Regions from separate parts of the Homo sapiens genome. Here all the other regions are linked to region 2. Evidence: chromatin loops called from intact Hi-C (ENCODE). Cell type or tissue: dorsolateral prefrontal cortex. All regions are shown on one strand.

Region 1 (2,500 bases), 340 kb before region 2:
TGTCACATCCTGCCTATGCCTTACTCCTCCACCAGCTCCCTGAGATCTGCCATTCTCTACCTCTTGTGTTCACATGGGCAGGACCTGACATGGCTCTGCATCCACCAGGCTTGTCCTGAGCTCAGCTGTCCCCTCTCAGAGCGCCACACTCCCCCTGGGAGCTGCTGCCCCGTATGCCGGGGTAAGTGCCCAGCCTTGGCCTCCACCCTCAGAGAGGAGCCCAGGGGGAACACAGGAAGGGGAGGCATTCATGGGCCAAGCGGGCAGCCCAGGGTTTGTACTCGGTTTCTAGAACAGAATGCAGGGTTCATTCTTTTCTAGAAATGGAGGGGGGCTGTTCTTGAGGTGGAGAAGAGACCCATGAGGCAGGGGGAAGCTGGGATGAAGCCTAGATTCTCAAGGTCTGGCCTGATGCCTGTCAGGGGGCTCAGGATCCCCAGGCCCATGAAGAGGGCATTGCACTGCTGAGCGGGCAGCTGGCCCAGAGTGGGGTTCCAGCCTCTGGCCCTTTGGGCTCCTAGGACCCTAGAGACATCCTGAGCTCTGATGTGAGGCCTGATGTCTAATAGGCCCTGTGGATATTGGCTGAAGAAATCAACACCATCAGGGTGGTAGGGACACGGAGTGGGTGCTTTCCTGCCGTGAAATGCTGGGTAAGCTCCAAGGAGGGAGGATACAGCAGGAGGGACAGTGCCTGCCCATCCCATGTCTCCCCCCTCAGAATGTGTGGTGGAGGCCGAGGGCCGGAGAGTGGCAGATGGAGAGAGCTGGCGGGACCCCAGCAATGCGTGCATCGCCTGCACCTGCCATGTGAGCTGGGGTGGGCCTGGGAGGGTGGAGGATCTCGCAGATGGATAAAGGGAGGAGTGTCCAACACTCCACCAGCAGATATGGGGTCTTTAAGGGTCAGGGGCATCCCTGCACCGGGGCATGGAGCCGAAGGCTGGATTTCATTCCCCTCTTGAACTGTGAAGAATGTATTGTGGGAGGGGCAGGCAGAAGTCCATGCCCAGAGGCCCCCAGAAGCATGAGGCTGGGGACTCCGGCCCTGCAGAAAACCCCAGAACAATGATGTCTGTCCTCAGCGGGGCCATGTGGAGTGCCACCTCGAGGAGTGCCAGGCCCTCTCCTGCCCCCATGGCTGGGCGAAGGTGCCCCAGGCTGACAGCTGCTGTGAGCGATGCCAAGGTGCGCAGCCAGGGTGATGGGGGAGGGGTAAGCCAGACCTTCTGGGCATGTGGGAGGAGCAGCTGACCCTCCCAGCTCCTATCCCTTCAGCTCCCACCCAGTCCTGCGTGCACCAGGGCCGTGAGGTGGCCTCTGGAGAGCGCTGGACTGTGGACACCTGCACCAGCTGCTCCTGCATGGCGGGCACCGTGCGTTGCCAGAGCCAGCGCTGCTCACCGCTCTCGTGTGGCCCCGTGAGTGCCGCAATCTAAAATGGTGGGGAGGGTCAGGGTGGGGGCACATGGTACCGCCATCCTGGTGTGACCAGGCATCAGAGAGGGAGGCTGGGCTCCTGCCGCCAGCTGGGAGCTGGGGACAGTGCTGTTCCCAGTGCGACCACGATGTGGTGCCCTGACCTCACTCACAGGGAGCCTGGGAGCCAGAGTCCTGGAGATCCCTGGAGACTCCTGGGAGATGCTTGGTTTTCTGGGAGGGTCTGCGAGAGGCATGGCGGGGAGGGCGGTGTGTCTGACAGTGTCTGGGGCTGAGTGCAGGACAAGGCCCCTGCCCTGAGTCCTGGCAGCTGCTGCCCCCGCTGCCTGCCTCGGCCCGCTTCCTGCATGGCCTTCGGAGACCCCCATTACCGCACCTTCGACGGCCGCCTGCTGCACTTCCAGGGCAGTTGCAGCTATGTGCTGGCCAAGGACTGCCACAGCGGGGACTTCAGGTGTGCATCCCCTGTCTCTCTTCTCCCCAACCCCTACACCCAGCCCTGCTGACCATTGGCACCTGGGACTTTCCTGCCCACAGTGTGCACGTGACCAATGATGACCGGGGCCGGAGCGGTGTGGCCTGGACCCAGGAGGTGGCGGTGCTGCTGGGAGACATGGCCGTGCGGCTGCTGCAGGACGGGGCAGTCACGGTGAGCAAAGCCGAGGAGTGGAGGAAGGTGGATCCTGTGCTGTCCACCCATGTGCCTCGACATCACCCCTCCTCCCACCTCCTTTATCCTCCAGGTGGATGGGCACCCGGTGGCCTTGCCCTTCCTGCAGGAGCCGCTGCTGTATGTGGAGCTGCGAGGACACACTGTGATCCTGCACGCCCAGCCCGGGCTCCAGGTGCGGCTCCAGGGCGAGTCTGGGTGGGCTGCCTGCTGGGAGCTTCAGTCCTGTTTAGGCCTCTGTATCTGTAGAGGGGGTGGGGATGCCAGCTACCTCCTAGCCAAAAAAGGCAAGGAGTGGGGTACAGGGGTGTGAGGGGAGGTGGATCAGGGTCAGAGATCTCCCCAGGCAGTCAGAGGAGTTCTGAGTTCTGAGCCCGATTTCTAATCTCG
Region 2 (2,500 bases):
AGACCCCATCTCAAAGAAAAAAAAAAAAAAAAAGAGGTAGGACAGCTCACATGTCAGGTCAACAAGACATAAAGAACTAGCAGCAGGGTGCAGTGGCTCATACCTGTAATCCCAGCACTTTGGGAGGCCAAGGCTGGCAGATCACGAGGTCAGGAGATCGAGACCATCCTGGCTAACACGGTGAAACCCCATCTCTACTAAAAATACAAAAAATTAGCCGGGTGTGGTGGCGGGCACCTGCAGTCCCAGCTACTCGGGAGGCTGAGGCGGGAGAATGGCGTGAACCTGGGAGGTGGAGCTTGCAGTGAGTAGAGATTGCGCCACTGCACTCCAGCCTGGGCGACAGAGTGAGATTCTGTCTCAAAAAAAAAAAAAAAAAAAAAAAACTGAAAATTACTAGGTTCACAACCCAGTTTAACCTTATCACCTCAAAACTGCTAAGACGATGGCTCCAGGTCCTCCTAAAAAGGGGCAGCTAGACTAGGGAGCCTGCTATAGACTTTTGGGTGCACATTACACTACTTTCCCCTCATCAGTTCATGACAGAAAATGTCACTCTTTTAAACATAAACCAAATAGTGCATCCCAAACCCCAAAATAAATGACTTTTGTTTTACCATTATTTTGAAGTAAATATGCTGAGAAACTGAGTACCTACCTATAAACACACTATGCAAGAAAATTAAAAATTTGCACTATGCAAGAAAATTAGAAATAAAAAATTAAAAACCTAAATATAGGCAATGAGCAAGTTAAATATAAGTAATAGATGTGGAGATTTGGCCATTTTGTTTTAGTCTAAGTAATGGAGTGTATATCTAATTTGCAGGTGGAAAAAACTCGAAAGTTATACAACAGAAGATTTACAACAACCAGAAAGTTCAAAGACTGTAGCTACTTGTAACACTCTTGTCCACTAGGAAAGAATCCACAGTGGCACTGACTTTCTTCCTTCTATGGACATCAAAAAGTACTGAAAAATGTTATGAATAGTTAGAAGAAATTCCAGAGACAGCCCAAGAGGCTGAACCAGTCCCACTAGATGGCACCATCACAGGGAAGTCACTCTGCTCTCTTATTTGGAGCTGCAGGGGCTGAAATCTTTTTTGATCTTTGAAAAACAAAGCTGTCATCAACACAGTGATATTCTATTTTTGTTTTGTTTTGTTTTTTGAGACGGAGCCTTGCTCTGTCGCCCAGGCTCACTGCAAGCCCCGCCTCCCGGGCTCAGCCATTCTCCTGCCTCAGCCTCCCGGGTAGCTGGGACTACAGGCACCCGCCACCAAGCCCGGCTAATTTTTTGTATTTTTTAGTAGAGATGGGGTTTCACCGTGTTAGCCAGGATGGTCTCGATCTCCTGACCTCGTGATCTGCCTGCCTTAGCCTCCCAAAGTGCTGGGATTACAGGCGTGAGCCACCGTGCCTGGCCCTAACACGGTGATGTTCTCATTGGGAAATAATGATCCGAAATGAGAATTCAAAGCCAGGGAGAGGAGTTTTTCCAAAAGCACCCTTTTCTCCCAGTATCATCATCCCCTCCACACCCCCATTTCAAATCAATAGTCTGAGAGGTACAATGTCTTACTGGTAAAAGAAGTAATACAAAGGCTGGGCGCGATGGCTCACACCTATAATCCCAGCACTTCGGGAGGCCGAGGTGGGTGGATCACCTGAGGTCAGGATTTCGAGACCAGCCTGGCCAACATGGTGAAACTCCATCTCTACTAAAAATACAAAAAATTAGCCGGGCGTGGTGGCACGTGCCTGTAATCCCAGCTACTGGGGAGGCTGAGGCACGAGAATTGCTTGAACCCAGGAGGCGGAGGTTGCAGTGAGCTGAGATCGCGCCATTGCACTCCAGCCTGGGCAACAAGAGTGAAACTCTGTCTCAAAAAAAAAAAAGTCATACAAAATGGAGATTTTCTTTTCCCGGCTCTGCAAACTACAGAATTAATTTTTTTCTTCAAGTTTCTTTGTTATGGAAAAAAAAATACTCTCCTGCTAGTCCTCAAATAACAAATTCATTGTAATCAATATACTTACCATGACTGGAAATATCAAAATAACATACGACTACTTAAGCCGGGCACAGTGGCTCACGCCTATAATCCCAGCACTTTGGGAGGCCGAGGCAGGCACATCACAAGGTCGGGAGTTCGAGATCAGCCTGGCCAATATGGTGAAACCCCATCTACTAAAAATACAAAAATTAGCTGGGCATGGTAGCAGGTGCCTGTAGTGCCAGCTACTCAGGAGGCTGAGACAGGAGAATCGCTTGAACCCGGGAGGCAGAGATTGCAGTGGGCCAAGATCGTGCTACTGCACTCCAGCCTGGTCGACAGAGCAAAACTCTGTCTCAAAAAAAAAAACACTAATGGAATAAAAACAACTGGAAATAAAGCTGGGTGCAGTGGCTAATGCCTGTAATCCCAACACTCTGGGAGGCAGAGGCAGGTGGATCATTTGAGGTCAGGAGTTCAAGACCAGCCTGGCCAACATG
Region 3 (2,500 bases), 78 kb after region 2:
CCTGGCCTGTACTTGCAGTTCTCTTTTTTTTGAGATGGAGTTTCACTTTTGTTGCCCAGGCTGGAGTGCAATGGCGCATCTTGGCTCACTGCAACCTCCGACCCCCAGGTTCAAGTGATTCTCTTGCCTCAGCCTGCTGAATAGCTGGTATTACAGGCACCTGCCACCACGCCCAGCTATTTTTTGTATTTTTAATAGAGATGGAGTTTCCCCATGTTGGCCAGGCTGGTCACAAACTCCTGACCTCAGGTGATGCACCCGCGTCGGCCTCCCAAAGTGCTGGGATTACAGGCGTGAGGCACTGCACCTGGCCTGAACTTGCAGTTTTCTAAATGAGCTGTGCATAGGCTCATCTCCATGCCTTTGCTCCCGTTGTTCCCTCCGCTGAGACACCTTTTCCTAAGTTGGCCAGCAGCCTACAACCTACGCATTTTTAAAAAATTGAGATCCTCTAAGAAGCTTTTCCTGAACACCCCTCTCCTGCCTACAAATAACTTTATATACCCACTATCCTGTATACGTATTTCTATCACAAAACCATGACACATTATTTGTTCACATGCCTTCCTCCCAATACCTTGTGTACATCTGAGGCAGGTAGCGATGAGGTATTAGCTGATGCCTGGCATCCAATAGGTGCTGTACACAATGTACCAATCAGGATAAGCTAAGTTACACTTCAGTTAACAAAACCCCCAGATATCAGTAGCACAATTCCTGTGCTACAGTGCGGGTATCAGTCACCTTCCCAAAACAGGCCCAGTCCTTTTGCAGGGGGTGGGGGGTAATGGGAAATATAAGAACATACCCTAGAGAAAGCAACATGTCTAGAAGTCTCTCCCACATCACAGTCAGATTGGACAGATTAAGGGCCCTGCGCCATGCATCCTCATTCCAGGACCTACACTAATGAACAGTTCCATAGGAAGCACTGCTGGTCACTGCACAGAGGGAAAAAGAGGTCCTCGCAGGTTTCTCCAGCACTGAAATGCTCTCACGTAGAATTAACGCAAGCCACTACCACTCACAGCTCATTGGCCAGAACTAATGACATGGCTCCATCCAACCACAAGGGGGTGGTGGCACACAGATCACTTCAATTAAACTAAGCCACTTGGAGGAGAGACTTAAGGTGCAGGCTCTCCAATTGAAGGTTCAAAAATACCCCAAATTAGAAGCATGAGAATGAGAAAATATATCAAATATAAGAAATATGACTAGAAGAGGGTAACTACTGGCACATGAAACTGAAACCAGAGAAAAAGCCAAATAGACTTTTGAGAGTAGTACTATGCTAACAAAGTAACAGTCATATAAACCCTGCCAGCCACAAGGGGACCAATTTACCATGTACCCGAAAGGTGGGAAACTGGAAATACTTGATAAATAACACTAGTGACAACCACTGTGCAATAAATGAAAGTGATGCTTAACCCACAGGCTTCTAGGGTAGTGACATTTTAAGAACACTCAGGAAGCAAAACTGGCTTAACAGAAGACACTGTACTTCATTGTTGCGCTTTAGCAAAAGTCAGTCAAGTTAATAAAATGATGCACACGCCCAGATGGGAGTGTAAATAAATATATTCTGAAGGGCAAAGGAGTGAATACAATTGTACGTGGGACAGGAAGTACAAGAGTGATGGATACAAGAAAAAAAAACCCCTCCAACTTTTGAGTAAAGGCCAAGTTGCTTAGATCTGGGAGAGCAGATATAATCATCTGTGTGGTGTGGACACTTTACCAACTGACTTTGAGAACAATCTGAATTAAGCAGCCTTTTTGGTGGGTAAGTAAAACACGCTGAAGAGTACAAAAGAAAAAGCCCACAGCCTCCTGGACTGATAGTCCTCTTTGCCCCAGAGACTCAAGGAGAGGGGCTGGAAGTGGTGATCATTTTTCTTCTTCTTTACAGATCTAGTCATGACAGGCCTGCAATAATCGTGGCCTAGGCTCACATAACTGGTTGATACATGGCAGACCCAACTGCCTCTGCCCCCAAATTCAGAAGTCTACTGATACTATGTTTTAAACAAAGTGATTTAAGCACTTTCCTGCTCCAAAGTATTGAGATGTTAAAATTAAACCTCAGGTCTAGAAATTAAGACCCTCCCTACCACGAATTTCAAGAGCAGAAGTCAACATGACACACAGTAGAAATATATATTCCACTTTATTAGTTAGAAAAAATCATTTAAGCCACATGGTGGCCACAATGTCCATAACTTGAGCAGGCTTTGGCATCCCACCACCCCCTTCAGACCAATACACACTATGTTGGAGGAACGACTTTAAAATGTAAAATGAGAAATGGGCACTGAACACTCCATCCTCACTCCCAACAGCCCACCCACACAACCTCTTCAACTGCTATCCAAACATGGAGGAGCTCTTGTGGAAGAGAGGCTCAACACCAAATAATTGAGCATAAGACATTCAAGACTAAAGGAACCCCAGACAGATGTTTAGGAAGTAGGGTTGAAAATATCACCATCTCCCA

What was found. Peaks named below come from ENCODE experiments on the same cell type or tissue, not always from the same donor. Only the 100,000 strongest peaks of a DNase experiment are listed, where the experiment ranks them.
Region 1: a loop joins it to region 2, with 2.8 times the contacts of the local background. A loop is called at or near these places in 5 of 110 quality-filtered maps.
Region 3: a loop joins it to region 2, with 2.2 times the contacts of the local background. A loop is called at or near these places in 8 of 110 quality-filtered maps.

What each region holds. Positions count from the first base shown.
Region 1 is chr7:128,879,307-128,881,806 of GRCh38, reverse strand. It overlaps KCP (kielin cysteine rich BMP regulator), which reads left to right. Exons shown (of 40, transcript NM_001366122.1): 31 at 82-181; 32 at 722-810; 33 at 1,086-1,188; 34 at 1,279-1,421; 35 at 1,722-1,894; 36 at 1,978-2,089; 37 at 2,184-2,285. Among named protein-coding and RNA genes, the nearest start is that of SPMIP1, 14 kb to the right of the region's middle. In dorsolateral prefrontal cortex, CTCF peaks have their summits at 1,352 and 1,555; a DNase peak (open chromatin) is centred at 1,566; H3K4me3 peaks cover 653 bases.
Region 2 is chr7:128,536,220-128,538,719 of GRCh38, reverse strand. No RefSeq gene overlaps it. Among named protein-coding and RNA genes, the nearest start is that of METTL2B, 61 kb to the right of the region's middle. In dorsolateral prefrontal cortex, a CTCF peak has its summit at 1,014 (motif pointing right); no DNase peak of the experiment used is centred here; H3K27ac peaks cover 629 bases.
Region 3 is chr7:128,458,073-128,460,572 of GRCh38, reverse strand. HILPDA (hypoxia inducible lipid droplet associated) reads right to left here. Exons shown (of 2, transcript NM_013332.4): 2 at 2,155-2,500. It also overlaps the pseudogene EFCAB3P1. Among named protein-coding and RNA genes, the nearest start is that of HILPDA, 3.4 kb to the right of the region's middle. RefSeq lists an enhancer at 904-1,198. In dorsolateral prefrontal cortex, a CTCF peak has its summit at 1,068 (motif pointing right); a DNase peak (open chromatin) is centred at 1,052; H3K27ac peaks cover 2,031 bases.